Linked DNA regions of Homo sapiens: all the other regions are linked to region 3. Evidence: chromatin loops called from intact Hi-C (ENCODE). Cell type or tissue: heart left ventricle. All regions are shown on one strand. Each heading gives the region's core, and the rest is flanking DNA. Links, peaks and the distances in the headings are about the cores only.

Region 1 (10,350 bases), core at 1,544-9,543, 71 kb after region 3:
ACCGCCGGACACACTCATCCCACTGCTTCCCTCGCTCACAGTAAGCCCTGCTCTCTCCTGGACAGACGCCAGTCTCCTGTCTGCAAACGTCCCTGCCATTCAGAACTCAGTCCTTCCTGGTGAATCCCCCTCCCAGCTCCTCACCAACTCTGCTGTCCACTGCCACTTCTGGTCCCATGAGGCCCCAGCCAAGGCTGGCCAGTCTCCCTGGACCCACCCTATATCCGTTCTCCACAGACAAGGTCCATCAGGGTAAGTCTATTCCAGTTTTCTCCAATCTTGGCATTTTGCAGTATCTAATTAGCTTCATTCCCTTATTTGTGCCTCATCTCCTTTCTGTGACGTTAAGATAATCCCGTTTCCCTAATCCTATCACTATTCTGGCTTATTGCCAGGAAAGACTAGCTATCTTTATGAAGTCAGAGATAAAGACAAGAGAAAGACGGGAGCCTTATCTTAACGTTGGATGCCATCTTCCCAACTTCTCCGTGGGTCCTCCTTTCTTCCTAATGTAGGATATTTGGACATATTATTTTAATACTTGCATTTTGAGCTCTTCAGAAGAAAAGCAGACATAAAATTGTGAGATTATCATAATTAGTAATATTAATTTTTAGAGCTAAGATAATTTGGGTTTGATTCATTGCAACCATATGGCACTTATTGGACAAGCACATTACTACTTAATTAGAGGACCAAGAGCTCCTGGTGATGTGACAAGAGTCTGGAAAGGCTGCCTTTTAAACTGACATTACAGCAGGATAGAGCCTCTGGCTCAGACTAGCAGAAACAGCCAGCGGCAGAGAGGAGCAGGCCTTTGGTTCTCCCAGGGCCCCTGTTGCTGAGGTGATAATGAGCTTTACTTCCCTGCGCTCAAGCTCCTGGTTGCTTCAGGTCCTGTGTGTACTGCCACACACAATGATTAGACTGCAGTCGTTAGGGTGGCACTAGCTGCTGCAGCAAACACACCCCAACACTGAGGCGGTTTCTAGGCACAATAGGAGTTTATTTATTGTCCACGGTCCAAAGCAGGAACAACCCTGCATTCACGCTCTCCCACAGCTCGGTTCAGAGACTGGTCTCTGTCCTCCCATAGGGCCCTGTGGTCATCTGCATACTGGTCTTCCCTCCTCAGGGCCATGGCATGTGCTGCTGCCTCTGTGCATAGTGGCCGTCCTCCCAGACCTATCATGAGTGGCTCTTTATCACAGGGTCACAGCCCAAGTGGAATTCCCTCGGGGAGGCCTTCCTCTCCTCTGCTATCTGAGATAGTCGCATGCCCCTCTCCACCTGTTATCCTAGTTTCTTGAAAGCACTTACCCGTATTTGAAAGTCTGACTGACTTAGCTGTTTGCTTCATTTTTCCCTCTCTTCCTGCCATAGCACCAGCCTTGTCTATGCTATTCTTCACTGCATTTCCAGCATTTACAACTCCTGATGGGCACTCAGAAAATATTTGTGGGGAAAAGGAAGAGAGGGAGAAAACGAAGAAGGGAGGGAGGAAAGAAGAGAAAGAAGGCTCAAAGAGTTTAAGTGACATTCCTAAGGTTCCCTTCCCAGGAAATGGCGGAACCCTGTGGAGTCCCCACCTCCCCGTCTGTGAGCTTTTCCACCATGGACTCATCTTGACGGACTCCCTGCAGAATGCTCATCCCTCCTCGCACGTGGAGAGAACAGGCCCACAGAGAGCATGTGGGGATGGCGTGTGATCCACCCCACTCCCTTCTCCAGCCTCCTATCTGTGAGCTGGCTGGGGTGGGGGACTCAGGCGAACAAAGGTCCAAGGCTTAATCTCTACGGGGCCAGTTTGCTCAGTTCCAAGGCAAGTCCTGTTCCATCAGACACTCCTCTCACTCTGGCCAAACAGCTACAGACTGTATCGCCCTGACAGGTCAGGCTGCCCCTGCCCTTCCCTGGCCTTCAGAAAAGATGTAAATTAACTTTCCAGACCCGAGTCCACCTCACCTATTCAGGGATCCGCCAGGTAAAAGATGTTCTCAGCAATCCAGCCCCACACGTGAAAAGCCATCCACGGTAAAGGAACCACAGGCTCTGAGGCCATCTCTCCCTGCCACAGGGCACTGTGCAGATGGGAGTGCCCAAGCACAGGGACAGACCAGCCCTTCTCCCTGCCTCCAAGGGCAACACATACCCTCCCAAGCAGCAGGGGTGGGTCCCATTCTCATGCCCACCAACCCCTGCCTCAGGGCCCCTGCAGGCCTGGAGTGCCCTCCCTAGAATCTACGGGCCTAGGAAGCAGACCTCTAATGCGTATTGTGGTACGTACTGAGGTAACGTGTCCTCAACTTCCTTGCTTCCCAGTGAACGTGGGAGAGGAAAGAGAAAAAGCACAGGCAGAAGGAAACAGCTCAGGTCCCCACTCCATGGCCTACCAGCCCAGGCTTCTAGACACACTCTGCACTCCCCAGGGAGCAGGAGCCAGGAGACTTCCACCTCAACTCCCTCACTCTTCAGTTGGAACATAATGTCTTCACAAGGGTGACTCACTATAGCAGTGAAAACTGACTAATTATTTTGATCTTCTTGAAGTCAATTGCCTCATTAGTGAATATTCTCCATCCTGGGCCAAGACCCAGTCTTGCAGTCAAACTTGGCTCAGTCAACCAAGCATGAAGTGGTGGGACAGCCTGGCCTCTCTCTTTTCTTTAGGTCATGCTTAAGGTCTTCTCTCTCTTGCTCTAAAATGGACATTTCCCTCTAAAAACCAGTGTCTGATCTCAGTCACGGCAGGTAAAGCAGAGTAGAGGGCTTATCCCCCTTTTTTCATAACCCTGATCATGCCAAAGCCATGACACCATGGAAAAAGAATAAGATGGCAAAAGTTCCACTATCCAAAAATGCAAAGCGTCCTTTAATGACTCAGACCTGGCCAAGCTGAAATCAAGCCTGAGATTCACAGATTTAACTGTTGGCCATGGTTGGACATGAGGCTTTCATCTCCTAAGCATCTACTATGAGCCAAACATGAGGTTAAGTGCTGGGGATAAAGGAGTGGAAAAAACCAGGCAGAGAGCCTGCCACAACTGACAGGGGAGCCTCCTGTTTCAGGGGAGCCAGCCCTGCTCTTCTGTGTCACTCTCCCTCAACCCCTCAAGCTCACCTCACCCCACTCTTCTGCTGTCCACAGTCCCCAGATGGAGCACCAGAAGTAGGTAATGTGCTCCTCAATCAACCTGTTCTAACAGAATAGGCCTTCACAAATAGGAGAATTCTGGAGGCAATGCTGTAACACATATGAGTTACATCAATGGCAGAAACTTCAGGCCCGGAGTCAAGGAGGCAGGAGACACACTCAGAAAAGGCCTCACAATGCCCTCAAATAGTAGGAGCAGAGTCCACACATAGGCCTGATTCCACCAGAACCAACAAACAGAGGCTGGCAAATGCCAGCCGTGACCTGACTTGAAGGTCACATGCTGCGACCACATGTTCCACTTTCTGGTATTTCTGCCAAATCCAATTCAGTGACCACAACATGACAGAAGAGAGAGACCTGTTATGGAAAGGTACACCATGTCTACAAGCTTGGTTTGCAGCGTAGAAAAGCCACACAGCCAAGGAAGGGGCATGAGCAGGTGCTTAGACTTGGGCCTTCCTGAGGACAAGCATGTTTTCTCAATCATGCTGGTGAATATCCTCAGGCCAAGCTCAGATGCCTAGCAAATATCTGAAGTGATGTACTCACACGTTTCAGATTGGGAACAGATCAGAGAAAAATTTGAGAGCCATATAAGACAATATCATTTAGTCAGCTCTGAGTAAAATGACATTCATCAAAGTAAAAAGCCGTGCAATCCTGGGTAGAAAGCCTTGGTTTACAGTTCACTCAAGCAACAGCACACAAAAATTATATTGCTGCCTCTCCAATTCCTAAAACCTGATGTTTCACGAACTGAGTGCGGGATCGATTTACAGAGGTGGTGCACTCAGCTACTTTCAAGCACTAAAGGACCTGAGCTCTTAACGAGGCAAAGCACAGAAAAATGTGTCATGCTGAAGGCGAGCGGCTGGACTTTGGATCCCCTCCCCAGCAAGGACAGGTGTTGCTGTTCAGTGTGTCATCACAGTCTCTGACTCACACCAGGGCAGAGCAGGAACTCTTTGCTCTCCAGGAAGCCTTAGAAAGGGTAGGGCATCCTGAGGCTCAGGAAGCCTCATTTTCCTATTGGTTCAGAAACAGGAAAGGATGAAACCAACATGCCCATCACACCACCACCAGCATCTCCTGAGGTTCTCATAAGACCATCATAGAATAGCTTCTCACCCTTCCCAATTTGGGTACACTTTGCAATGAATCCCTAGCATTGGGTTCTTGCTAGGCCCACCTCCACCTCTCTGAGGACTGAAAAAAAATCAAAGTCAGGTTAATAGTAGGCCATTTAAGATCACATAAAATGACCAAATACCTGTTGTGATACAGGAGGTCTGAAGGGAGAGCTGGAGAAATTCAAAGGCTGTTACCCACCCGTGGTGCATTCATTTGTGTTGTTTTGTGCCTCCATTACCTTAATCTATTCACAAGCCATAAAATATCACTAAATGGCATTTTTTAAAGCCTGGGCTTCAAGGGCTGTGTATAGTGCTCTGCAAAAAACAGCCTTGTGGGAACTCCTGGCTACAGTAGGACCAAGTAAAGTCATTAATGGGAAGATCGGAATACTAGAGCCATAAGAGACATTAATGATCATCTAGTTCAACCCCTCATCTTCCAGAGGACAAAAACTGAATTCTGTTTCCCCATCAATCCCCTATCTTTCTACCTCTTTTGATTCATCCTTCATACAGATGCCCAGCAATGTTTCTAAGAACAGTTGTGATCATTTTACTCTTAAGATTAAAGCTCTCCATCACAGCCTTCAGGATCTAGTTCAAATTCCTTAATATAACCCAGAAGGCTTTTGATGATCTGACCTCTGCCTTTCTTTAAGCTGTGCATATTTCCATGCCCCTGTAACACACGCATGCACACATGTACACAAACACTCCCCCCCACACACAAACTGACCTACTTGCAGTTCTTGAAATATCCATTGTGGGAGTTTTGCTTCCAATATCTCAGAGTAGTGTATATTGGACCTATCATCTGAACATAACTATTACTTAGCAAAAAATTAAAAATACCTATTTGCATGCACTAGAGAGCAACTCAAAGCAGGCAGAACCTGGGAGAAGGGAGCATTGGATGAGTTTCTGGGTTTCACAGTTTTTTGCTTGAGAGCAGAACCCAATCTGTAGTATATAGAGTGATTAGAAACTAGATAGAAATCTGCAGGATCAGAAGGGCAGCTGGAAAATGGAAGGAGCAAATGGTTGGGGCAGCTGGAAAATGGAAGCAGAAATCCCCAAAAGGAGAAAGCCTCAGAAGGGATGCTCCAAATTCTGCATATAAACTCCATCCAAATCTGTGGCTGACTCCTGAGCTATACATGCATGGGGCAGATTCCAAGCAACCCATCTAAAATTAATAGAACTGATCAGAGATTTCAGCTTCTGCCCCCCATGGAGGAGATAGTTTGGTGTTTGAGTTCAGTCAAATTAAATGCCTGCTAAAATAAAAAGTCAACACTCTCCAGAGAAACATAATAGAATCCATAGTCTCTACACTAGACCATCAACAATGTCTAGAATATAATCCAAAATTACTAGACATAAAAATATGGCCCATACTTAATAGGCAATCAATGGAGACTGACTCTGAGATGAGTTAAATGTGAGAATTAGCAGACAAGGATTTGTCACACACAATGCTCTGTCATCCATGCCTTTCCCCTCACTAGATAACTCTCACTCATCTAATCTTAGGAATCAACTCCTCCCAGAAGCCTTCCCAGGGCACTTCATTCCTCCTGATCACTCAGGAACTTGTTATATAATTGTCTAGTTACTTACCTGCTTCCTTCTTCTGCTTTCTTGAGAGTAGGGAGTGGTTCATTTTTATCTATAACATCAATCAACAGCACAGGTTTGATGATAAACGTGGGTTGAATGAATGAAACAAAGAATGAAGAAACTGAGACTGATAAAAGCTTGAGTATTGTTGACTCATGGGTCGCCCTTTTCTACCTTGCTCACATTGTCTTGAAAATGCTTGGGTTCTTTTTCTGTTACTACGTCTGGTGTAGGTTATTTCTGTGGCAAGGAGGGCGCAGGCACTGCAGAGATGTGCTCACATCCTGCACACTCCCACACTCAGAAGCCTGCTGCCTAGTCTTCTCCCTGATCCCCACTTTTCCCAAGGTGAGTCTTATTCCTTCTTAGCATCAGTTCCAACGTGCCTACTAATCCTCTGCTTAGACTAGTTAACATAATTTCAGCTAACTTTTATTGAGTGCCTGTATGGTGTGAGGCAGGCACAATGCCAAGCATTTAACAAATACTAACCCATTTAGTCCTCCTAACAACGCTATGAGGGATACATTACATTGCTGCCATTTTACATATGACAAAACAGAGACTGTGAGAAGGTTATTTATAAAATTAGTAACCGATAAATTCCTTTGCCCACCATACTAGACAGAGAGCAAGACTTCAAGAGAAGCCCATTGTTCCTCATTGCTGACACTCCTTAGGTATCTCACTTCTAATTTAGAGGCACTTTGAATGGGGACAGTGTGTCTATCCACCATGAAAGTCCTAATAAACGCCCAAGGCTATATGAAGAATTGATCAGCCAATGTAAAGTTAACCTGAGCACATGCTGCTTGCCCATTATCTTTATGTTTCTCTTCCCTTCCAAAGGGGTGTGAGTGATAATCCCAAAGAATGACTACTGATGGTAGAGGCCTCTCTCTGTTCCTGACTGGAGCTGGTGAGGAGGGGGCCAAGCTGGAGGAATATGGGTAAACATGGCACAGAAGCCCATCATCCCAGCAGCACAGAATGTTTGCTGGGTCTAATGGGACTGGAAAGCTGAGGGCTGATGTAACACATTTCCCCAGAGATAATCAATCTTTGAGAAATCGCTGGAGCACTAATGGGATTAATGGATAAAAGACAAGTCTTTGAAGTTTCACCCTGTCCTGTTTCATCAAAAGCTATTTCTTCACTAACTACGTGCCCTCTGCACGTATGCCATTTCCATTATTTCTTTTTGCTCTCTGAGTATTTATTAAAGTTTGGCTTTCTGGTTTTCCTTTATCTTCTGGAATTCTTTCTGACTCTGAGAGTCAATGTTAAAACTCAGTTAAACACAATTGTCAAGACATGGGAGATCTGGAAGTCCTAAGTCTAACTAAGTCTAGCTCACCTACTGCACACTGTGTGCTAGAAACCTTTGCAAGTACTTGAACTTCAGGCTAATACACACACATACACACACACACACATATGGACTCTGTCCAGAAGTTGCTTGAAAGGTAATGTTCACTCACCATGCATTTTCCACTTAAACAGAAAGGGATCATCTTAAGCCAGGTTAAGTTCATCCAGGTTTCACTGTCTAAAGCTGGGCGATGTTCATCCCGCCATCTACCACTCTTTTAGTTGGTAAGATTGAGGTATCCAAGGTTAGGAAGTGACTTTCCAAGCACTCAAAGCAAGGCAGTTGGAAAACTTTGATTCAGACCCAAAGTCTTTCTTGGGTCTTCATTGCTTAGATCACTGAGCCACCCTCCAAATTTAATACTTGAGAAGGCTTCAGTTACTTAAACCCAGAGCAGCTAGAAAAAGAGAAGCAAGTACCACAGTGTGTCTGTTGCTTTTGGTAGTTCAGGGACAATCTGGAAAATCTCTCCTTAGCAAATCACCTCAAGAATGAAGTGTCTTGTTAAAATAGTTTCTTATCACTGGATTTGTTTCCTTTTTCACAATTTTGTTTAAAAGTGCAGGTTTACAATTGATTTATTTGCACTGGCAGGAAGCAAGAGCAGCCTGTTTGAATCACTCACCAGAAACCTAAGACTCTAGAGAGTCAACCCATGTTTTTGTAAGTCTTCCCAATTCCATAAATTATGGAACTCTATTAAAATGCTATCATGTGCACAATTAGTACTGCTAGTGTTCTTATTAGAACTAAAATGGTTTTCCTCAAATCATTACACTGCTTATGAAAATGATAAAGGCACTGTCTTAAAATGCAACCAATAGTTTACAAGTCAGAAAATGCTCACCAAAGGACTAGAAAACACACCCCTCTGCTTCTTTCCCCTCCCCACTTCAATGACGATGACTGCCACCATTGAGTGAGCTCTGACACTGTGTGTGCGCCATACCTGTATTATCTCACATATTCCTCCATTGCCTTGTGAGACTGGCATTAACTCCATGTTTCTGAAAAGAAAGTGGTACTTAACAAGGTGACTTGCTCAAGGCCACACAACTATTAAGTGGTAGGGCTAAGACTGAAACCCAAGTTTGTCTGATTCCCCAGTCTCTGCTTCTAAACACTACTCAACACTCCCTCATTCTCTTTTGTGACCTTCCTGATATTATGAAGACAAGTTTTTAAGTTACATTCAGGCAAATCAGAGGTGCGGGTGATAAGCCACAACAGCTTACCAGGCTGCAATATGGGGAGCAGAGAGAGACAGGTAAAGGCAATGAGCATCTCTTCGGCTTAGTCTACAATTAGTTCCAGAACTTTGAATTTGAAATGGACCTTAAAGATCATCCAGTTCAACTCTCATTTTACAGATATGGACTGAGCAACCCAGAGAGGCAAAGGGATTTGCCCTGGCAACAAAACCTGGTCTCTGGGTTCCCAGGTCTCCATGTTTTCTACGCCCTCCACAATGCCTCATTCAGTGAACCGTCAGCCTTCATGTGTACCCAGCACAGCCAGGCACTGTGAGAGAGGAAGGAAAGCAGACCCAGTGTCTGGCCCCAAAGAACACAGTCAGGATTATTGTCCATGAAGCAGTCATAAAATGGTGCAAGGGGATATTCTTAAAAGCCCCAACATGGATGACAAACAATGAGGTCACATACATTCTGGGAATGGAGACTCCGTGAAAGGAGCAGGGTCTTGCAGCAAGGAGGGTTTAGATAGAGGAGGGGAGGGAGGAAGCCCACTCCAGGCCCTAGGGATAGAAGAAGCCACGGCAAGGTGGCGGGCAGCTTGGTTTTCCAATTACGCAGCCAAACCTAAAGAAAGAAAGAGACGTCACTTTTGGTATCTACTCCACACGGGAACGTGAACTTTTTACTCCAGCTGGGTTATGGGACCCAGAGCCCGAGAAGCCAGCCTCGGATGCAGGTGGCTCCAGTTATGTTTTAGATCAGCCACAAATAGCCCTTGCTTTGTACAGGGCCGTGACCCCGCCGAGCCATCATCATCACTGGAATGCCTCAGAGGCCAAGGGAAACACATGCAGCCGCCAGAGCCGCTGCAAAATCGATCCAAAATCCAGGGAGCGGGGGAGGAGGGCCTGACTCAGCCATGGTCAACTCGCCTGCCAAAGTCTTCTGGCACCTGGACCATGCTGGAAGACGCTTCTGGATCCCATTCTTTCTGTGAACCTTCACCACTGAAAGCCATTTTCCTTACCCCCACTAGAAAACAGAAAAGTGTACCCAGGATGTACCCACCAGGGGGTGGTAAGAAAAGTCACACATCTTGTTCCTAGGCTATCAATAGCAGGGTGGAAGAAGCATCACAGATGACAGAAAAAAAAAAGGAGCGCTGGGTGTGGAGTCCAAAGATTACACCCTGCCTTGGCCATTTACTTACTGTATGAACCTGGCCTGGTGCCCAAGCCATTCCAGCATCCGCTTCCTTATCTTTGAAGTGAGAATACGAATACTGCCTACGTCACAAGGCTGTTGTGAGGCTCAAATGATGGATGAGAAAATGCACTGTCAATTTTAAAGCATTATACACATTTCAGTGGTCACTTTTTTTTTTTTTTTTTTGAGATGGAATTTCACTCTTGTTGCCCAGACTAGAGTGCAATGGCGTGATCTCGGCTCGGCTCACGGTAGCCCCTGCCTCCTGGGTTCAAGTGATTCTCCTGCCTCAGCCTCCCAAGTAGCTGGAATTACAAGCATGCACCACCACGCCTGGCTAATTTTGTATTTTTAGTAGAGATGGGGTTTCTCCATATTGGTCAGGCTGGTCTCGAACTCCAGTCAGTGGTCATATTTTCCATCAGGGAAGGCATATCCGTGGGTTTTCCATGTGCATGGGCAAATGAGGGGCAGAGATTATTCTAGTTTTAATGAAGACGTTCAAGAAGGCAATGGCTTTGTGCTGGTTCTCAATGGAGTGGTTCACAAAAGTATACCAACAAGGAAATTTCATCTCAGCAAAGTTCTCTGTTTAGGGCATGGATGTCAATCTGGAAACGGCAAAGCCACTACTGATGGTAACATCACTATGGGCCAGGCAGTGTC
Region 2 (10,350 bases), core at 683-8,682, 91 kb after region 3:
TGGCCTCTGCCCAGCCCTTGGCTCATCCACCCGTGCATCAGAATGGATTCCTGAGGGTCCACTGACCTATGTATTTGGGATGGAGGAAGACAAGCTTCGTGTGTGTCTCCGAGAGTGGCCTGCTGTCATCTGTACTTTTTTGTAACACTCTCTTCATGATGGAGGCCAAGACAAGGTAAAAATCTCCCTTCTTCATCAATACAAAGCCATTTCTGCAAACCTGGCTCTCTGCCCAGCTTCACGACCCATTCTATGACAAGCGCTTATTCTCTGAGACGTACCCAGCCTCCCAGCCAGATGCCTTGGCCTGGCTACTGAAATGTATGTGATAGGGACAGAGTCCAAAGCCAGTGAGTCTTCTGTGCAGAGTTGCTCCTGAAAAGGGAAAGACTATTTCTGGTTCTGCTACTCCAAACCAATGCAAATGTCTATAAAAACCTATAAAAATGGCTCCTCAGTCAGACACCCCTCCTACCATCTCAAATCCCTTTTTTTTTTTTTTTCAGCTACCACTGGTCAGCCAGTGGTATATACAAAGAATCCTGGCTATGGTAAGGGTGCCTTCAATTTTATTCAGACCTGGGCAAAAAATAAAAAAAAAAATCTTACTGTGCCTCAGTTTCCTCATTCTGTAAAGTCAGGGAATTGGATGAGATGATCTGATCTGCAAGTTTTCTTTTAGCTCCAATGATCCATAAACATTGATTTCTACGGAGTTGAGTTGAGTTGTGGCCATAGGAATCCTGTACCACTTGTAGAGTCTGTTATGAACAAAGTTCATGAGTTCAGTAGAACTCAGGGAAGCTGTGACTGTCATGCTTCTCCGTAATTGCCACAGACAGACCAACAGTGAACTCAGCCAGAGGAACCAGCCAACACAAAGGAAAGCATGCAGGACCCAAAGACACAGGCTGCTACAGGCCTTGGCACCTGCCCAGAAGTGGCGTTGACCACCATTTTTACATGTCACCTTCCCAAGAGGCATTTCCCAAGTGCACTGTACCTTATATAGCACTCTACTAATGGAAAAGATTGTTATCAGAGTGAGAAAATAAGAGCGGTAGAGACAGTTTCTCCATCTCTACCTCTCAAAGGAGAGAAGCAGAAGGAAACTGAAAACCTAAACTTGTGGGTTAAATTTTGATTCTGTGTCATTGTCTTCAAAACACCCATGTAAATAAGTATTCATTGCATGCCAACCCACACGTGTTTTTCGCCAAATGCCCCTTTCATCAGAACTCACAGAAGGAATGAAATTAGCCTTACCTATTTTAAAGCCACCTAACTTTCTAGAGGAGAGGGAGTGCACTGCTGTTATCAAAGCTGCTCTGTAGCCTGGGAGCCCTGTTTGGGAATTAAGAGGGCGGAATATCATGATGTGAACACGGCTCTTGTTCTTCTTTGGTGAGCATTCCACATTCTGGGTGCATGAAGCTTATCCTGGAATTCCCCTACTCTGTCTTCCCTCTGCCCTGTTCCCCAGGGAATGTTGGGAGACTGGGGAATGGAGGTGACATTCACTCCTCTTGAGTTCTGTGATGTCACTTGATAGACACCTGCCTTCTACCTCTTTCTTCCATGTAGTGGCTGCTCTAGAGACCAAGGACAAGACCCATCCTATTCTCCGTGTTATTTTTACAGTGCAGCCAGACACGGGCTTATCCTGCAAGCTCCAGGCCAGCCAAAACTGGAACTGCGTCTCTGCTCCTGACCAACATGAAAAGTTCCTAAGCTGATACAAAAGGTTGCCAGCCAGCCCCTCTGGGAGCTGCTACTCTTGCTGCCCAGATTCCATGAGCACAGCATGGCTCTCTGTTACCCAGTCTCCATGCTGGGTCCTTGACCCCCTTTTAGTGCCTCTGGGCCTGGACACCCCATGCATCACTAGTTATCATAACCTGGCTCCTCATCCTTGCTTCCTGCTTCCTGCCCAGTCTTGACTCATAATTCCAGTTTGGTCCTTTAAACTCTGCCTGCTATCCAAATTGCTGGGCTACTAGAGGTGCTGATGTTCTACTTCAGCCTGGGCCCCAGGTCAGGCCTCCGGATCCACCGGCAGCCCTTTCCTGGGGTGTGCTCCCCCCTGGGTCCTACACAGCTCCCAGTGAGAGCTGATCTTCCTTACTTGGGGTTGGCTCTCTTAAATTTGGGTCCCACCTTCCGCCTAAAACTGAAAGAAATTTCTCTCGCCCTGCATTTCAGGTCATTGTCTCTTACTCAAGGGAAGTCCCAATCTGAGAAGTTCTCTGATAGGGCAGACAGTTAATAAATGTTCAGGAAAAATAAGATACTGTTGAAAACCAGAAAAGTCAGTAGCCCACTCTCTACTGCTATGAGCATTCCTAAAGCGGGAATGTTCACAGCAGTAGAGCATTCCTACAGCCAGGATTTTCCTAAACTCCAGCTTTCCAAAACACCATCCAGTAGAGATATGTCTTGCAATCGAAATATTAAATGGGTCTTGGGCTTTTTAAGAGAGTCCAGAAAAGACCGTGACATTTCCTATGATATTTCACCAGGCCTCTCTTTCTTTCTCTTGGCTTTGAGCCTCGGAAGGATGCATACTCAGCTTGATTCTTCACACTGGCCTGGCATGAGTCTGAACATGTGCACTCATCTGAGCATTTCCACAGGGTCACAAGAACAAAATGCAAAACCCCAAGATAGGTCATAGCTGCCCTTTCTTCCTCAACATCCTTTGTGAGTTCTCAGATCAAGCAAACTCATCAGTCTATTAGTTAATTCCACATTAGCCCCAAATGTCATCTTGCAAGGTTTCCTCTGCTGCTTAGGTGACCCCCAAGACCACATCTTCCCAGATGCAAGACATCCCTTGCCAAGTCTTTACAGATGACCCAAGGAAAAGTCATATTCTCTGTGGACTCTCCACTGGAAAAGTCAAAAAAATAAACTGTTAGGGATGGTCCAGACAGGCTGCAAAGCAATGAGTCCCAGGGCCACCCGCCAGGCTGCCCACTGGACTGCGTCTGGTAGTGCATAGAGCCAAGGAAGCACAGGTCCCAAGGCAACTCCTCCAGACCGCAGGGAGGGAGGGTACTTTGGAGGTCGAGGCAGGAGGACAGCTTGAGCCCGGGAGTTTGAGACCAGCTTAGGACAGCAAGACCCTGTTTCTACAAAAAATTACAAAAACTCGCCGGGTGTAGTGTCACATGCCTTGTAGTCCCAGATACTCAGGAGGCTGAGGTGGGAAGATCGCTTGAGCCCAGGAGGCAGAGGTTGCAGTGAGCCGAGATCATGCCACTGCCCTCCAGCCTGGGAGACAGAGTGAGACCCTGTCCCAAGAAAACCAAAAAGATGACAAATTCAAAGTTCCTGGCACATAATACATGCTGTAGATGGTAATCATTACTAGTATGATCAAAGTAAATGGCAGCTAGAGGGAAGATGTGACCCAGAACCCCTGGAGCCTGGTCTGGCCATGAAAAGAGTTTGATCAAATATACAAATGTGAGCAGCAGGGATTTCCATCTGCAATCTTTGAGCCATGGCTGGAAGACAAGTTCAGACGCCCTCTTGCCCATAAGTGGGATCAACATCTCCATGGCAGGTCTTTTCAGTGCGATATTTCAATACGAAAGACAGAGACAAAGTTTCCAAAAAGAACCATCGGGCAACAGGGAGTTTAGTTCATAAGAGATTTATCAGAGATTTCTGTGGTTGTGTGGATGATTGGTTTGCTGCAGAGTGATATATTTAGGCTTTTTCTCACATCTTTCTCTACTCTAAAGTCCCTTCAGAGATTCCTTATGACTTTATAATGCTAATCCTTTCAAAAATTTTTGAAAAATTTGACAGGTTTTATATAAGTGTGCATGTATGTGTATATATGCATGTAAACATACAATTTTTAGAAGCCTAGAAGTTGCATAAATATTCTGTATTCCCATTCCTAGCATCCTCCTGTTACCAGATGTACTGATGGCATATTGCTTTCCAATGGGATTCTGCACAACTGACAATGGTAATCCTAGGATTATGAACCAAGAACATGAAAACTCAAGTGTGAAGAGGTGGGTTTTTCAAAAGGTGTGAAAACCTACTGCCTATTTGCCCCCCCAAAATCCCCCCAAAACATTTGAGAGTAGAAAGAAGTCTTCTTTCACTCTGTAATTTGCATTTTCTCTCCTTCCAATCTGACCATCGTATTTTCATTAATTTCATTTTACATTTTATCCTCAGATATATACTTCTTCACATCTTTATCTTCCCTCTTCCTCCAGTTAGTTCTGACACTCATTCAATCTTTACTCTCTCCACTCTCTCACCTTTCTGCTTTCTCCATCAATAATGCAGTTAATGGAAATTATCTAACATTTGTCACAAAGAGGCAACAGGTCCCTGGAAGTATTTAATAGCAGATAATTCTGGCAAAGCCCCAATACCAATAAAGCTAGAGGTCTGCTTTGCCCAAATTTGGCATTTCACTCCCCAAAGTTGCCTAAGGAAGTTGTCAATCACTTTCCCATTTATTAACATCATACAGAAGCACACTGGAAGGAAGCCTGGCCTGGCTGAAACAGCAGAGTTTATTCCCACCATCAACCTCTATAGCACGCTGTTTCTAACTTTCCTCTCTCTCTAGTCAGCCCCACTTCTTGAAATTTAATCTAAATTGCTCAATTTCTTTGAAGCTCCTGAAACATTAAACAAGCAACTCACAACATTTTGGAGGTTCCCCCCCTCTCTCAGTGATTCGTTTGCTGTAATTTCCCTAGAAATCCCTTAAGCCCTGAATTTATAGACCTAGAGATAGGGACAGGAGAAAGGATAGAGCTAGTATGGAGATATGACTTAGAGTGACATTGATTTGCTTTGATAATTGGGGGGGTTGGAGAGCTCTCAGGGAGGATATGTCTGTCCTCTCTCCTTTGCCTGTGTCTGGAAGGGCTCAGGCTGTCCTTCCCCTCTCTTCCCTGCTTCCCCTAACTCAGCCCTGCTTGGGTCCAGTTAACTCAGCCCTGCTTGGGTCCAGCCCTGCTTGGGTCCACCCTTAGACATTCACCTTGGATGATTAAAGGCCTGAAAAATCACAGTCAAGTCATAACAAACCCATTCTGCAGAAAAGAGGGGAAAGGGTGAAGAAGGCTACGCGAGTTTGGTTGTGTGACGCTCTGCCCACCAGCAGGTAAACAGAATGGGGTACTGAGAGCAGAAAGCTGAATGGGAAAACCAATAATTGAGGCTGTCAATAGTGGAAACACAGAATATGCCTTTCCAATGGCTCTGCTTTCGTCTAAATCCTGCCCTTCCCTAGGCCTGTGCCCACCGCCTCCCCACACCTTTCCCAAAGACCTCAGGCCCGGGGCTGCCCCTCCTGTGGCGCCAGTGGAGGGAATTTTGTACCATTCATTATCATTTTTTATCCAAGTAACCTGACTCCTCAACCAAAATGTATTTGTGAGTCCCTTGCCACATACTGCTACTCAATCAATATTTATTTTACTATGATGAGCACACAAAGATGATTCTGATTCCTATGCTGATGACGGCCTCACTCAAGTGCCACTTCACAAGTGAAGCCTTTCCTGACTCCTACTGTAGAATTTTGGAGCCAGAAAGGCGCGGAGAGATTCTTGAGCCCTCTATCCCTTCTCTCAACTACCATTACCTGCTTCTCAAACTGGTTCTTGTCTCCCCAGTCTGATCATAAATTCCTCGAGGGTGAGAACCTTTCCTTGCCCCAATCTAAACGTGACAGGGAAGAGGGGTGATAATAACCCCTCTCTTCTTTTGTTACTATCCCAGTGTTGAATTAGAAGGCACTCAATAATAAAAATAACAATAACTTCCATTTGAATGCTACACAATTTACAAAGAGCTTTTAAAAACATTATCTCTAATGAGATAATGCCCCTCACAAAAAGCCTGGGTGTTAAGTAGGTATAATCAGCTCTAAGTGACAGATGGAAACTGAGGCTCAGGAGGGTTAAGTGACTTGCCCAAGGGCAGAGAGCCAGGTTCGCATTTCTGGTGTGGATCAGCATTTTCCTCTACACTGCAGGGCCTCCCCAGAGACTTTAAAACATCCCTAGCATGAAATGACTATCAGGCAAATTGAGGCAAGAAAGACAAATTCCAGGAAAGCTCACTCCTGCCACGAAATCCCACACTTGGCCATACTTGACATTTACAGTAATCAAGATTTAATCTAGCGTTTTCCTCACAAGCCCACGGACTACTTAAGCCCGCAGGTACCATACCCTCTCTCACAGAATGCCCCTTGCCCAGTGCCTGGTACACAGTAGGCACTCAATAACTGGTAATAAAATGAGCAAATGATGACAAAATAAATGAGCAAGCAAACACATGTATAAACCTACAATGAGAGGCGTGTTGAAGCTATAAACGTAACCAAGAATAGATTTCAAATCTAAAGGAATCCACAAGTGTAAGAAAAGCTGATTTCAATTTATAGAATTACAAATGTTTGAGATAAAACAGCTCTAACACAAGCAAAGACCCAGCAGAATAAACAAAGAGTTTTATTACTTAGCTCCAAAAGGCCAAAACCAGCAATTCTACACTGGAGAAAATGAAAAGAAAAAAAAGTTATTCAGGCAGGAAGCTCTTCCAATTCCAAAAGGATAAATTAACTATAACCATTTTTTTTACAAAAATAAAAATAAACAAGCTTTACTAGAAATGGCTAGCTACAGGGGGAAATACGTACTTCAGCAAGTCAGAATTTAAAGTCTTGCTAATAGGTAATGACAGCAGGCAGCCCTTAGCAGCTCAGCATCTCACCAACAGTTAAAACAGCCTTAAACACATATACTTTTTGTGCATGCTAATTGAGTTTTCAGTTTAACAATCTCTCCAATATAGTGCTGCCCTCCTGTCCACCTCTAATACTGCAGAGGGTTGAAAGTTTGCTCAGTTCTTTCCCTGGTATGTTCTCTTTCCTCCTAGAAGCCTCTCCTGGTCCCTCATGACAGGTGTGGCTTTACTTCAAACAGACACAATCTACTCCCCATGAAGATTTGTAGGTCCTCCTCACTCTTTTATCCCTTTCATTCAGCAAGTCTCAAGTTTTATGATTTAGGGATCACTTTAGCAGGATGAAAAACTCTACAAACAATCTACCCTAAAACATTTTTTTCAATCATAATTTAAGACAAATGTCATCTTCATGAGACAGCCCCCGCTTCCATGAAATACAGTGATCATTAGTTTGGGTTTTGTTTTTTCAGTAGCACGCGTAAAATATTAACTTAAAACAAATATAGTCACACCCCAAACCTAAACATTTTAGAGGTGAGTTATAAATGAATAAATAATTATGTAAATAGATACTGAATACCTGTCTCCCTTAGATAGAAGGATGCCCTATGAAGGCAGGAACTGTGTGTGTTTTAAGCACTGCTGTGTCTCATACATGATAGGTGCTCGATAGGTAATTGTTGAATGAATGAAAACAGACCACCCTAAGAATGATCTTAGACTGAACTTTGGAAATTCTGTGTTTATATGTCAAAATGATATCTTTCACATGGAATGGTGTCTCTTCTTTTCCTTACCTGGAATCCCAGCACTCCTACCATTGGTCCAGACAATTCTTCTACACCCTTCAAGATGGCACTCAAGCCCGGCTTCTTCCAAGAAATCCTTTTCTACCACTCCAATTCATGCTAACCACTGCCTTATTGGCTTTCTAATAATCACATTACAGTCAGAATCCTGCAGATAGCTCCTAATTTTTCCATGTGTCTTAGTTGTTTTCTCAGCGTTTACACAGGAATGATTAGTCCTCCTGTGTGCCCACGTGGTGCTGACCACAAGCAACAGAGCAGGGATCAGTTCATCTTTGTTTGACTGGACCAACTAACTAGCCTACTGTTACCAATACCAGTGATTATAAATTCACAGTCAGGCAGCTGAAAAGTAAAGACACAACTTACATCATATAGATAGCATGTAAATAGCACTGGGTGTTGGGGTGAGGTGGAGAGAGGAAATAGCAAATCGAAAGGGTGGGCATTGGGGTGGGGCAGGGAGAAAAATCATAGGAAGGCTCTGCATCACTAGAGGAGGTACCACAACCCAACCAAATCCAGGAAGCCCCACATGAATGGTCTTCTCAACAAAGTCCTTTAAAGTTTACCCCTAATTATAGTCTTGTATCTCCTGATGACAGGGATACATTCTGAGAAATAAGTCGTTAGGTGATTTTGTTGTTGTGTGAACATCAGAAAGTGCACTTACACAAACCTGGATGGCACAGCCTACGACACACGCAGACTGTATGCTACATACAGCCTAGTGCTCCCAGGCCTCTGACCGTGCCTGAGACTGTACTGAACACTGTAGCAACTGTCGCACAATGGTAAGTATTTGTGTATCTAAACATGTCTAAACATAGATAAGGTACATAAAAAATAATCTATAAAAGACAAAAAATGGTGCACCTGTATAGGGCACTTACCATGAACGGAGCTTGCAGGACTGAAAGTTGCTCTGTGTGAGTCAGTGAGTGAGTGGTGAGTGAATTTGAGGGCCTAGGACATTACAGGACACTACTGTCGACTTTACAAACATTGTGCACTTAGGCTACACTACATTTATTTTAAAGATTTTCTAGGCCAGGTGCGGTGGCTCACACCTGGAATCCCAGCACTTTGGGAGGCCAAAGCGGGTGGATCACCTGAGTTCGAGACCAGCCTGGCCAACATGGTGAAACCCCGTCTCTACTAAAAATACAAAACTTAGCCGGGCATGGTGGCAGGCACCTGTAATCTCAGCTACTCGAGAGGCTGAGGCAGAAGAATTGCTTGAACCTGGGAGGCGGAGGTAGCAGTGAGCCAAGATAGCACCATTGCACTCCAGCCTGGGCAACAGAGAGAGACTCCGTCTCAAAAAACAAAAAAAAAAATTTAAAGATTTTCTTTATTCAATTAAAAATTAACCTCAGCTTACTGTAACTTTTCTACTTTACAAACCTTTTAATTTTTTTTAACTTTTTGACTCTTTTGTAATAACACTTAGCTTAAAACACAAACACACTGTATAGCTGTACAAAAATACTTTTCTTTTATCCATATTCTATAAGCTTTTTTCTATTTGTAACATTTTCTTAACTTTCAAGGTTTTTGTTAAAAACTAACACACAAATGTCCACATTAGCCTAGGCCAGGATCGTCGATATCAAGGATCAGGATCCTTGGTCAGGATCATCCATATCACTGTCTTCCACATCTTGTGCCACTGGAAGGTCTTCGGGGAAAATAATACACAGCTGCATGTCCTAAGATGACAATGCCTTCTTATGGCTACCTCCTGAAGGACGTGCCTGAGGCTGTTTTACAGTTAACGTTTGTTTTAATAAGTAGGAGTATACTCTAAAATAACAGTTAAAAGTATAGCACAGTAAATACGTAAATCAGTAACAGTCATTTATTATCAAGTATTGTGTACTGTACAGTACTGTACAGAACTGTCTGTGCTAGACTTTGATAAGACTGTCAGCCCAGTAGGTTTGTTTACAACAGCACCACACCACCACACACACGTAAGTAATGAGTGCCACTGCACCATTACGACGGCAGAAAGATAGGGAGGTTTCGGCTCCGTGATAGTTTTATGGGACTACCATCGTACATGTGCTCTGTCCTTGATCAGACTCTTGTTATGCAGTGCCTGACTGTATGATCCACCCCACACGGTCCTTGGGAGATGGTGGGAGGTGACGTGTGTAAGGCACAGAGCTGCACACTGCGGCACTCATAAGCATTAGGCATTCTTGCCACCATCACGTGCCAGGTGGTGGCTGTCCCCCACCAGACCAGGGACTTCCCCATTCAGTGCTGCCTCCCCAATACAGAGTCTTGTCCCAAGGAGGCAGTGCTCCCCAAATGAAGGAATGCTGGAAAGGAGAGGATACCCTTCCCACGTCATCCCTTCAAAGAGCCGCCCGGCTTCCGCTTTATGGTATCCTCATGCAGGCTGGGTTATTATGGCTTACACAGGGCTGGTCACCCACCCCAGCTGCCATAAAGGAAAGGGTTGAGCTTGAAAATGCAGTCTGCCTCACCCCACTTCCAGATAGATGGGGGCCAAGCGCTGTCAGATATACAGCAATCTGGGTGTCCACAGCTGTCTCCACGCTCCTTTCCCCTGAGGCCAAAGTCTACCCAGGGCCAGAGGCGCTAAGGAGTGGCCTGCTGCATGGGCCAACCTTCTGGAACCTCGCAGCCCCCATCAGCGAGGAGCCTGAGTGCTCGTTACGGAGCTTGCATCCCTTATGGGGTGACCAGAAAGGTTTCTCTTATGGATCTGGATGTAGAGAAGTTGCTAGGGAAATGAAGGCTGGATGGCCAAGCCCACAGTGTACAC
Region 3 (10,350 bases), core at 1,345-9,344:
CTAGTCATTCTCCAGTTGTCTTTATTATCTTAATAAAACCTCAAGTTAAAAGGCTCCTACCAGTACTGTTATAAAGGAATATTTGTATTGACTGAACCTCATCTGACAATTGCAGCGAGGAATTCAGTGCCCAGCATTGGCAAAACCAGATAAACAGTGCCCTTGTGAGTACTGCTCTAACAAAGCAATTTATAACTGGACTACACATTGCACTTGAGCACCTGGCCTGTTCCAGGGACAGACTCATGAGGTAGCTACTATTATCCCATTATATAGGTAAAGAAACTAAGGCTCAACAGAGTTAAGTTGCCCCACAGCCAGGGATTAGTCAAACCCAGATCTGACTCCAAAATGCCATTTCCACTATGTCATTTCATACCTTCTCATCATCCCCCCATGTGGTCTTCTTGGATGGTGATCGCACTGATGGCAGCAGTCACACGTGCTATCATGCATGTTTGATCAGTGGCTACCAGCAGACCATGAGCTGAGGGTTTAGGACTATGAGCCACCAGGCCCCTGACTAACCTCAGGCACAGCCCAGCTTTGGTTTCAAGTTATGGTTCTCTCTCAGGTGGCATCTCCACTTTCCTATGATTCAATTCATCAGCAATTACTTACCAAATGATTCTATGGGCCTCTCTGCACTAGACTTCATCCCTGCTTCCAGGTACTCACACACAACCTGGTTAGAGAGGTAAGATCATGACATATCAAATCGTCAGAGCTCAATTACCATGGTGTATGGATGAGTGCCACACTATGAGGAAATGGAGGGCATACACTTATTAGTAATAACCCATATAAGTAAGCTCCTTACTCCTTCTTATGCACCCACATAGCACTTAACAGCTTACAAAGACAGATCTCATTCTATCCAAAAGTTCAAACAAAACACCAAACCACACAGCAGATAAAAGACCCAAATGACACAGCCAGCTCTACCAATTATAAACCCTATGATCGTGGGTAAGTCACTTCACCTCTCAGACCCTCAGTTCTTTCCTCTTAAATTAAGAATAACCACACTTGCCCCTGCTAACCACACAGGGTTCTTTTGAGGATCAAATGAAATCACGCATATGAAAGCACTTTGAAACTACAAGCCACACAGCTGTACCATGGTAGATTATTGGACAAGCCAAATATTATTGCTCTCATTTACAAACAAGGAAACTGAGGCTGGAAGCAGACCCGGGACCAGGGCCCAAGTCTTTAGGTTCTTTGGCCAGAGGTCTGTCCTCTCCATGACGATGCTTCACTAACTAGGAGCAGGTAGGAAGTAAAGAATCCGGTTGGGCCTCAATAATCTAGGAAGACTCCCTGAAGTAGAGGCCAACAGGCCACTGACATAGTTGATTAAGAATAAATTTTTTTGAGTCATCATTTAAGAAACAGTAGGTTTCATACAAAATCCAAATTTTTGCCTTGAAAAGTCAGAAGAGCTCATAACAGCGGGCACAGACTTCCTCAGTGATGACCGTCTGCTGTGGCCGCCACCTTTAGGAAACACCTGTCATTTCAGTTCATCACAGTTACCCTGGTCCCCCATTGTTCCTCCAGCACGGAGGCCAAGTGTCAGTAGCTAGTTTTCATTATCCTTGCATTGCTGTCTCTGTGTAGCAATGGAAGTGAGTATGTTTCTGCGGGAAAGTGAAGACTCCTCCTGCACCTGTGTACCTTTCTTGCTTATTTCAGCAAGATTTAAGTTTGCATTGTCTGACCTGAAGGACAAAGAGACTCCCAGGAGATAGGGTGGCAGGAATGTAGCAAGAGCAAAGTATGGCTGGGAAAACTGAGCGTGGAGGTGGGAGGCCAGGTCGGAGGATGCGGCCTGACTGGGAGGAGGGGCTATGCAGAGGGCACAAGGACAATGGAGGACTGGGAAGACTTTACAGCTAAGAAATGAGGCTGCAAGATGGAGCAGGGAGCTTGAATGATGATGGCGATGGCAGGGACAAGGGCACCATGCATGGTAGTGCCAGCCCAGGGAGCAGGAGAAATGGAAATTCTGATGGGCAAGAACCAGGAGAAACGCCTTGCGAACTCATTCATTCAAAAATTTACTGCGGACCCACTGCGTGCCAGGCACACTGAGTTCTCTGGGAATACAGCAGGGGATCAAACATAACAAAAAATCTCCACTTTATGGCAGATGCAGCCACATTGGGAGGGATCTTTCCACAAAATTCCCCCATGAATGATTAAGGATAGCTGCTTCTGAGCCACGGAGGACAATAGGCAGAGCTGACTGTGACAGGGAGAGGGGATAGTCAAGGCGTGAGGTTAAAAATGCCCCACCTGCCAGTGCTCAGCTGGTGAAGGCACAAAGCAGCTGGAACTACCTGCCCCATCTGTCTTCGGAAGACCCAGAGGAACTTGAGCATGAGAATACACATAGCTGGTCCTGCCACTCCCCCACCTGCTTGGCCAGGCTGCACACGTTTTGCAATTGATCCCATCCCACACGCGTGCTCTCCTCTGCTTGCCACACTCTGGGACAAGGGGGGAGGCATAAAAAACATGGCATGATAAAAAGATCTGGAATTGGGATGACTTGAACTCCAGCTCTTTCACGTGACCTTGGGCAAATTACAGGATCCTTGGCTTCTGGTTTCTCATCTTTAAAAATGGGGACAATATGATTTGCCTCAGAGAATTTCTCTAAGGCTGCCATGACATCATCTATGTGACAATACACAGCCAGGCCAGCGCGGGGACATAGCGGGGCTGCAGTCAATGCTGGTCTTCTCCATGCGTGGGAGGATGGAGGCTTCTTGAACCACTCGCAAGTCAGAAATAAAGCTGCCAGGAGCCTCGCAAGGAAATGCTTGCCCTCTTCCCACCCCCCTCACCTCGTACTGGTTATGTAAACCTTGGCTCACTCTGGCATTATTTGAGAAACATGTGAAATCCCCTCTGTGGTAACTCCATTTGGGTTAATACTTCCATCCCCAGTAAATTCCTGTTAAGATGCAAGCATAATCCCTGGCGAGATCCCACCCTGGCAGAAGCACCCACTGAGACGGTGTAGAGAGGGGACTCTCACCCTGGAAATTCAGGCCCTGAGGGAGTTGGGTGAGCACTGCTGAGGGGAGCTCTGGGCTGCCAGAGGTCAGGGGGTGGGGGAGAGGGCAAGGAAAATGGCCAAAAGAGAGGTGGAAGAGGAGGCCACGCGTGCCCACCTAACCATGTGCTAATGACCAAGCATGGGTGGAGAAGGCACCTTGTCCCTTCAGTCAATACCCATTAGCATCCGCCATGCAGCAAGGTCACCAATATCAGGCACTCTGGGGGATGGTGTGCCCAACGCTGACGCTGGCCTCCCAGATCTTATGAAATGTCTCACCCCTCCAGGAGTCCTTCCAGCCAGCTTGTGGCTCAGGCCGCTGTCACCATAACCCTCAGTGCAGGCCCTGCCCCATGCCTGGAGCCCTATCAGTGGCTTTTGTTGGATTCTACCTGCCTCAGTAAAGGTGCAGATGTGTCTTCACACATCACAGACCCCAACAGAAGATTGCTAAAATGCAATCCAAATCCCTTTTTAACCTCTCTACTTTTTAGGACTGTTCAATATCACTGATTTCAAGGACCATGGTACGTCTTTGTTTTTCTAAATAGGGGGAAATGTCTGCAACCAGCATCCACCTTTAACTCCAGCAAGAAGGGGAGCAAGGGAGGGGAAACTGCATGTCAGCTGAGCAGGAAACAATCGAGGTTTCTCTGCTTCTCTGAAGACTACAGATCAAGCCAAGCAAAGAGCGACCATCCTGAGCTATTTGTGTTTCATGTAATAATGCCCTAATGATCCAATTAGCATTGATTCTTCAGCAGCAACAATATTTTCTGACTGATCCAGCAATTTAGCGATCACTGTTGATTGATACAATTTCTATGAGTAATAAAGCAGTTTGAAAGAAATTTGTTTAAGTCTTCACAAATCACTTTTTAAAAACATTTCAATTTTAACCTTATTTCCATTTTCCATTTTTTCCCAACCAGTGGACCCTTTATGACATTTCCCTTGGGCATCCCACTCCCCTGGCCATCACGTGGGCCAGCCCTCCCTGCCCCTTGTCTGGGCATCCTCAGCCTTCACCGCCCCCCGCAGATGCTCGCTGGCTGCAGCCCGGGGAACAGATGGGCGCAATGGCTGAGCCTTAGGGAATGGTAGCCGGGCACACAGCCTCTGTGGAAATGGCCCAGGAGAGAGCCACTGGAGCAGGCTTCCTGAAAACCTGCCCTGGTAACACCGCTAAAATTGGAAACCAGGCAGGGGTGGGGGACAGCGTGGGAGGCGAGTGGGAGGGAAGAGGGACAGTCACAAACAGGGAAGGGAGCTAGAACAGACTGTCGGGATAGAATCTCCTACCCGGGAAGCGCCGGGCTTCCCAGGAAAAGAGCTGAGACCCAGCAGCTGGGTGGAGAGAGCAGCCCTGGGAATGAACGGCCCTTTTGACGTCAGGGACTGGGCAGAGGGCCGCGAGGTCTGTGCAGCTGACCCTTCCTCCAGCAGTGCCCCAGCTGTGTCTCCCACCAAGAGCCTTACGAGATGAAGCCTGTGTGTGTGGAAGGAAAGCCTCACCGCCTGGGAGAGCTGGTATTGGCCCAGCCCTCACCGTCATTCAGGTGACTGACACGGTACCCGATGACCAGTGGGCCCTGATGGAGGGGACCAAACCGGAGTGCTCTGGAGGCAACTTCTCCCAAACAGTTCTCTGGCTGTTTTGGTACCCACTCTAACGCTGACCTCCTGATTATCTTCACGGCTCCTCCCTTTTGCCCTGCCCACGGACGCTTTCCCAGTCAGGTTATTGTAGTAAAACTAGGAGTAAAAATAGCTGCTAAAATTTCACGAGCTACCATGTGACAGGCATGACGCTAGCTAAATGGTTCATATGTGTTATGTCATGTAATCCTCTTAACCACCTTCTGAAACAAGTGTTATTCCCACTTTACAGGTAAGGAAACTAAGGCTTAGGGTGGTTTAGCCACTCAGTCAAAGACATTTAATAAGCCAAGGAGTGAAGCCAGTCAAAATGAAAATCCCTGGCCTCCAAAACCAGGGTTAGGCATTACAGAACCTCTCTGGATCATGAGTCCCCAAATTTCAGCCTTAACCAGGCAGATTTTCTCCTGACTTTACTTCCTCCTCTCGGCTTCCTGCAAGTTCAGCCCTCATCCTCTGCTTCTCAGAGAAAATACCTAGATGGGGAACACCTTTCCAGGACACTCTCCTTGGACAAAGAACCACATCATCCAGGTTCCCTCTGCTCCCAGAGAATGGCTAGTCCTCTTCTCAGAGGGCACTTGGTAGGTCAGTTCCAAAGCCTATTTCTTTGAGGCCTGTCAGAGCTACCTGACCATTCTCATTCACAAGAAAGTCAGACTGACAGACTCATCCCATTTCTCTGTAAGATTCAACATGATTTTGGTGGAGTTCCTATAGCAGTTCCCCAATTCCCAAACCTTTTACTGTTCACCACTATCTCAAGGAATGTGAGAAACTTCCGAGTCTGCAGCTCAGAAATCACATTGAAGGCAAGGGTGAGGAGACAGTTTTTGGCCACACTTCAGTTCTTTCTATATTAAGTGAAAGCTTATCTTTGTCTATATATGGTCCAGCACCGTTATTTCCGTGGGAAGGTCATGCCAAAGTCACCTAGTTACCTCGTCACTCCATCACAGGAGATACATCCCAGTTTATACACATATCATGCCTACTAACTATATTGGTTACTCAGGGGAACAAAAAATGCTTCTTCTGCATAATAGTTTTCCAGGCTCCTGTGTAGAAGCCTTGCTCCCAAACCTGATTCTGTCTGTTTTGACGACGAAGGCTAGAACAAAGAGTCTCTGCCACCCGTGGGATTGTTTGGCTTTTAAACAAACCTCCTTAAAGAACATACAGATAGGAACAGCAATCAAAACTGCATTTATTAATGTTAGGTCTTCAATACTAAAACCTATCATTGTCGCCTTGATACCACTGGAAATGTTTTGGGTACGTAAATAAAGGTGGAGCTAGGGAGGGCAGAGGGAGCAGCACAGGTCTTCATTTGGACTGACGGCACATTTGTTAATTAATGTTCTATCGAAGGATGCTCTTTCCTGAAGTTTTGCTTAGCAGTAAAAACAGTGCTGTTGGCTAATGCTGGTTTTTTGAAGCTTGGATATAAAAATGAAGAACAAGGCTAGTGAGATTAAAGCCACCATCTGCCCAGTTCTTCCCAGGAAATGTCTTTTTAAGGCAACATCATAGGGAGCAGAAAGGCCCATCCTTCCTTCCAACTGGTTATGTCTCAAAACAGGCCAACCATTGACCACTAGGAATTGAGTGCTTAGGGTCTTCCCAGAGACTCAATACAACACTCTGAAGCATCTCCAAATCTGAAAGCTGCCTGTCAAGACATCACGTGGCCAGGCTACTGCATCTTAGTTCATTACTTCCTTTCTGTCAAACAACAGGAACAGAAATCAGCATTTATATTCCATTGGGTCATTTTGGTTTATTTTCTCTCAGCTCCACAAAACATTAGGTCCTGTCACAGGCCTCAGTGGAGAGATACAGAATGCATCTTCGCTGATGTCATCCAAATGAGATGGACAAAGTGAACCCACACTATCATACCCTAGGCAATGGAGGCTGCTGTGTGCAGAGGCAGAAAGAGAAGAGATAACAGGTTGCTTTTTGCTTGAACGTATATTTTTAAAATTGACCCAGAAAATCATACTTTCACTGGTTTCACACATTGGAATTAAGATTTCCCCCCAAGGGCACCATGTGATAAGGTCTGGTCTTCCCCAGCCCATCCACTACTGGACTTGGCATATGCCCCACACGACAAGCAAGCAGATACACCAAAATACAGACACATTAACACAGCAAGACTCAGATGTGCTTATCTACCAAAACTCAAACCAGAAGAACAAGAGTATCACAAGGCATTGTAGTAATCTCATGGTGGTGGAAGTTTAGGACCAGAAACCCCTGGAGGCTAACTGCAGGACTGGAGGGAGGGGAGGAGATTTTGAGTGTCTGGAGTCTTCAGAGTAAACAGAAGCCCCTCACTGTAGGGAGGAAGATACCACAGCCTAGTGTGGGCCCGGCACCACTCCCCTCCATTTCTCAGGAGAACTTGGTTCACTTCAACTATCGCCTCTGCTCAGGTTGCTGGGCACACTCAAGAATCAAAGGATGCAGTTGCCATGGTGATTCTGCTTTTGTGATGGATTCAACCTTGTGTCTGATCCCTTGCACACTGCTGGGGTGTGGCTGGGAGAACTGCATATAATGGTAACTGAGAAAAGTTAGGACTAAAGTAGCCTAGAAGTGCCAAGTTAAACCCAGCAACAAAGGAAAGACCCTTGGCAAAGATACGAAAAAGGGGGACATAACCTTTCCATTTTCCATTAGAGTCCTAGGAAACTTAGTTTTTAAACAAAAAATTGATTACTAACTGCTACTATAGTTGATCACTCATTAAAAATTCTTACTGGTATTATTCTATTGCTGAAAGAGCTCCCTATCCAAATGCAGTTAACTCCAATCTGACAGTGAAATTAGTACACAGGCATGATAGTAGTCTACTACAGCACTGCTGCTCAATGTGTGGACCAGCAATCAGTCACACTGACATTACCTGGGAGCTTGCTGGACCTGAGATTCTCAGGCCCCAACCCGAACCTGCTGAATCAGGATGTGCATTTTACCAGGATCCCCAGATGGCTCTTGGGCACATTCAAACCTGAAAGGTACTGTCCTGAGAGACACTGTGAGGTCTCCGGCTCTGAAAACACTTCGGGCTGAGATGGAATGGAACTTATGTAATTGATAGCAAGACTTTGATAGAGCCAAGTGGACTCTGAAGCCAAACTGCCTGGTCCAGCTCCAGAAGCAAATGTCCATAAGCAAAATTATTAACCTTTCAATGATTCAGTATTCTCATTTATAAAACAGGGACAATGGTAATGCCTATCTGTGATGTCCTGTGAACGTCAAATGAATTCATTTATGTAAAGCACTTAGACTAGGTAAGGCATGTAGTAAGCACTGTACACAGTGGGCAGGCAGATGGGAGGATGGATGCAAAGTGGAAGTGAAAAATGGAACCTGGGAGTCATTCCACAGCTCTGGTGCACCGGACTGCTCCTACCTGCCTGCCAGAGACAGCTTCTTTGTTAGTCATTCAGACCTTTGTCCTGGCCATCACATCAGACACGGCCCTGCTTTGCAACTGATTCCCAAGGGGGCCACAAATACAACCTGAAGCGTAATACACTGCACCCCATCCCATCCCTGGGTAAACCGGCATCACCCAGAGATGGTCTACGTAGAGAAGCACTGCAAGGCAGCATGTGGGAGAGATGGACCCCTAGTGATGGCAAGATCTCCTCATCTACCAGAAATAATAAAAATGCTGCAAAATAAGCCAGCAATTTAAAAATATCTAACCCATGATTTTCTGGGTGAAAAAAAATTAGCCTTGGGTTGCTCCAGCCCTTGGCATCCTCGTCCTGCCACATCAGGGTTGGTGCAGTGCCCAGCAGCTGAGCTGGGTGCAGAGGGGAGAAAATCTGTGTTGGACCCCGGCTGAATGGCTTTCCTGACTTGGTAGCTCCAGATGTTAGCTTGTCATTGCAGAGCAACTGAGTTAATTAGGCATTTCTGTGGAATCAGAATTCTGAACAGTAGAGAAGAAATGGAAAGGGAGGAAGAATGGCCCCCCTGTACCACAGACAGTGTTTACTCTCCAGGTATTCCCCCGGGAGCAGGCCGAAGGGGCTGGGAGAACACTGGCCCTCAGAGAGCCACGTATAGAGACACTGGAAATGGAAGAGCGGATGTGCAGAAGAGCAAGGAATAATGCTGCCTGAATCCTTCCCTTGAAGAGAGTTTGCTTGGCACCATCCCACAAAGGCTATGTGTTCATAGCAGGCGGATATCCAGAAGCCACCTTTGTGAGAACCTCACCCATGGAAAGGGTGTCAGAGCTTCCATGACAACTATCAGTCATGCCTTCTTCCCAGAATCGCTCGTCACTTCTATTGTTTTGTCTGAACCAAAGCTCCTGGGAGGGATCTTCCCCTCCCTCTCCTCCACCTCTTGCCAATCTATACTGCCTGTTACTTTTAATTGAAATAGTTAAGCTATGTAGGTCAGCTAATTTAAAATTCTCAAGGGCAGATCACTGCATTACAAGCAGGATGGGACATACGAGGCTGTTCTCTAAACCGGATTTCATATATTAAAATACACACACACACACAGAAAATTTTTGTGAAAAACACCAACATAAAAATGGAGGGAGGCACTAAAGACTCATTTCCACAATCTGGCCCCTGGCCCTACACCAGGCTCAAAGCTGGGGCGAACGCTCCAGGCTGTTGAGGAGCCTGCATACAGGAGCCCATCTCTGGCAGTATCTTCGGCACACCTGACGAACAGATGCTCAGGTGCCTAGACCCTACATTACTTTTCAAGGCACATGCAGGTGACCCATGGTGCCCTCACATTTTTGACCACAGAGTGCCTGGCAATCAACTCACCACAGCTTGAGTGTTCCCTTCCTCTCAAGAACAGGCAATCGGTCAGCCATTGTGTGCATATTTTGCATGCTGAGAACACATATTTGTTCAGAACACAAAAGACATAATTTAACACATGCCAGAAAGGAACCAATAGAAACAGAGAACCAGCCTCAGCATGAGTTTTCAGCACTCCCATCTTTTCCAAAAGAAAAGGAGACACGGGACACTTCCAGCTAACTGACTCGTTTGAAAAGGCTGCATCGTCCAGCAGAACACTCCTTGCTGGAGACACCTTTCTGGGCCGTGAAAGTGATTCTTATTCCATTTATGCTCAAAAAGTTAAAGGAAATGCTAATAAACAGCCAAAGGGAGAAGTGTTGGAATAATGCCAGATTGTATTAAATCAAGTGGGAAGGGTGGACCTGGGAGTAAGGATCATGCCCATCCAAATGACCTTAACTGACCTCACTTTCGACCCCCTTGAAGCTGAACCCAGATCCAACTTGACTTGTAGGTGGAGGAAAGTCAAGCAAGAGAATCTTTGCTGAAGGGATCCTTTTGGGGTCTGAGAGTGGTTTGAAGAGGAGGATGCCTCCCCTATACCCCAACCCCATAGGAGAGGGAAGCACTGACCAGAGAGTATTGGTTAGAGGGAGCAGCTAAGACTTCAGAGGTCTTATCAAGTCAAAGTATATATCTTCAGCCTCCTTGCATCTGAAGAAGTCAACCATCTATGTATCAGAAACAAGGCATGGGCAAAGGTTTTTAATGGCCCCAGGAGCTACTGGGACAGGGAATGGTATCTTCATATTCCAACAA

What was found. A loop is a pair of places that touch in the nucleus more often than their neighbours do. Peaks named below come from ENCODE experiments on the same cell type or tissue, not always from the same donor. Only the 100,000 strongest peaks of a DNase experiment are listed, where the experiment ranks them.
Region 1: it touches region 3 in a loop (1.9-fold over the local background); 1 of 110 quality-filtered maps calls a loop at or near these places.
Region 2: it touches region 3 in a loop (2.0-fold over the local background); 1 of 110 quality-filtered maps calls a loop at or near these places.

The regions. Positions count from the first base shown.
Region 1 is chr12:2,162,724-2,173,073 of GRCh38, reverse strand. The region is part of intron 3 of CACNA1C (calcium voltage-gated channel subunit alpha1 C); the gene reads right to left. LOC107984131 (a long non-coding RNA gene) reads right to left here. Exons shown (of 2, transcript XR_001749435.2): 2 at 4,510-10,350. Among named protein-coding and RNA genes, the nearest start is that of CACNA1C-AS4, 56 kb to the left of the region's middle. In heart left ventricle, for the core only: a CTCF peak has its summit at 9,496; a DNase peak (open chromatin) is centred at 9,333; H3K27ac peaks cover 2,741 bases.
Region 2 is chr12:2,141,516-2,151,865 of GRCh38, reverse strand. The region is part of intron 3 of CACNA1C (calcium voltage-gated channel subunit alpha1 C); the gene reads right to left. It overlaps LOC107984131 (a long non-coding RNA gene), which reads right to left. Exons shown (of 2, transcript XR_001749435.2): 2 at 1-3,032. Among named protein-coding and RNA genes, the nearest start is that of CACNA1C-AS4, 77 kb to the left of the region's middle. In heart left ventricle, for the core only: no CTCF peak of the experiment used is centred there; no DNase peak of the experiment used is centred there; H3K27ac peaks cover 1,476 bases.
Region 3 is chr12:2,233,579-2,243,928 of GRCh38, reverse strand. The region is part of intron 3 of CACNA1C (calcium voltage-gated channel subunit alpha1 C); the gene reads right to left. Among named protein-coding and RNA genes, the nearest start is that of CACNA1C-AS4, 15 kb to the right of the region's middle. In heart left ventricle, for the core only: no CTCF peak of the experiment used is centred there; DNase peaks (open chromatin) are centred at 4,187 and 4,450; H3K4me3 peaks cover 575 bases; H3K27ac peaks cover 4,710 bases.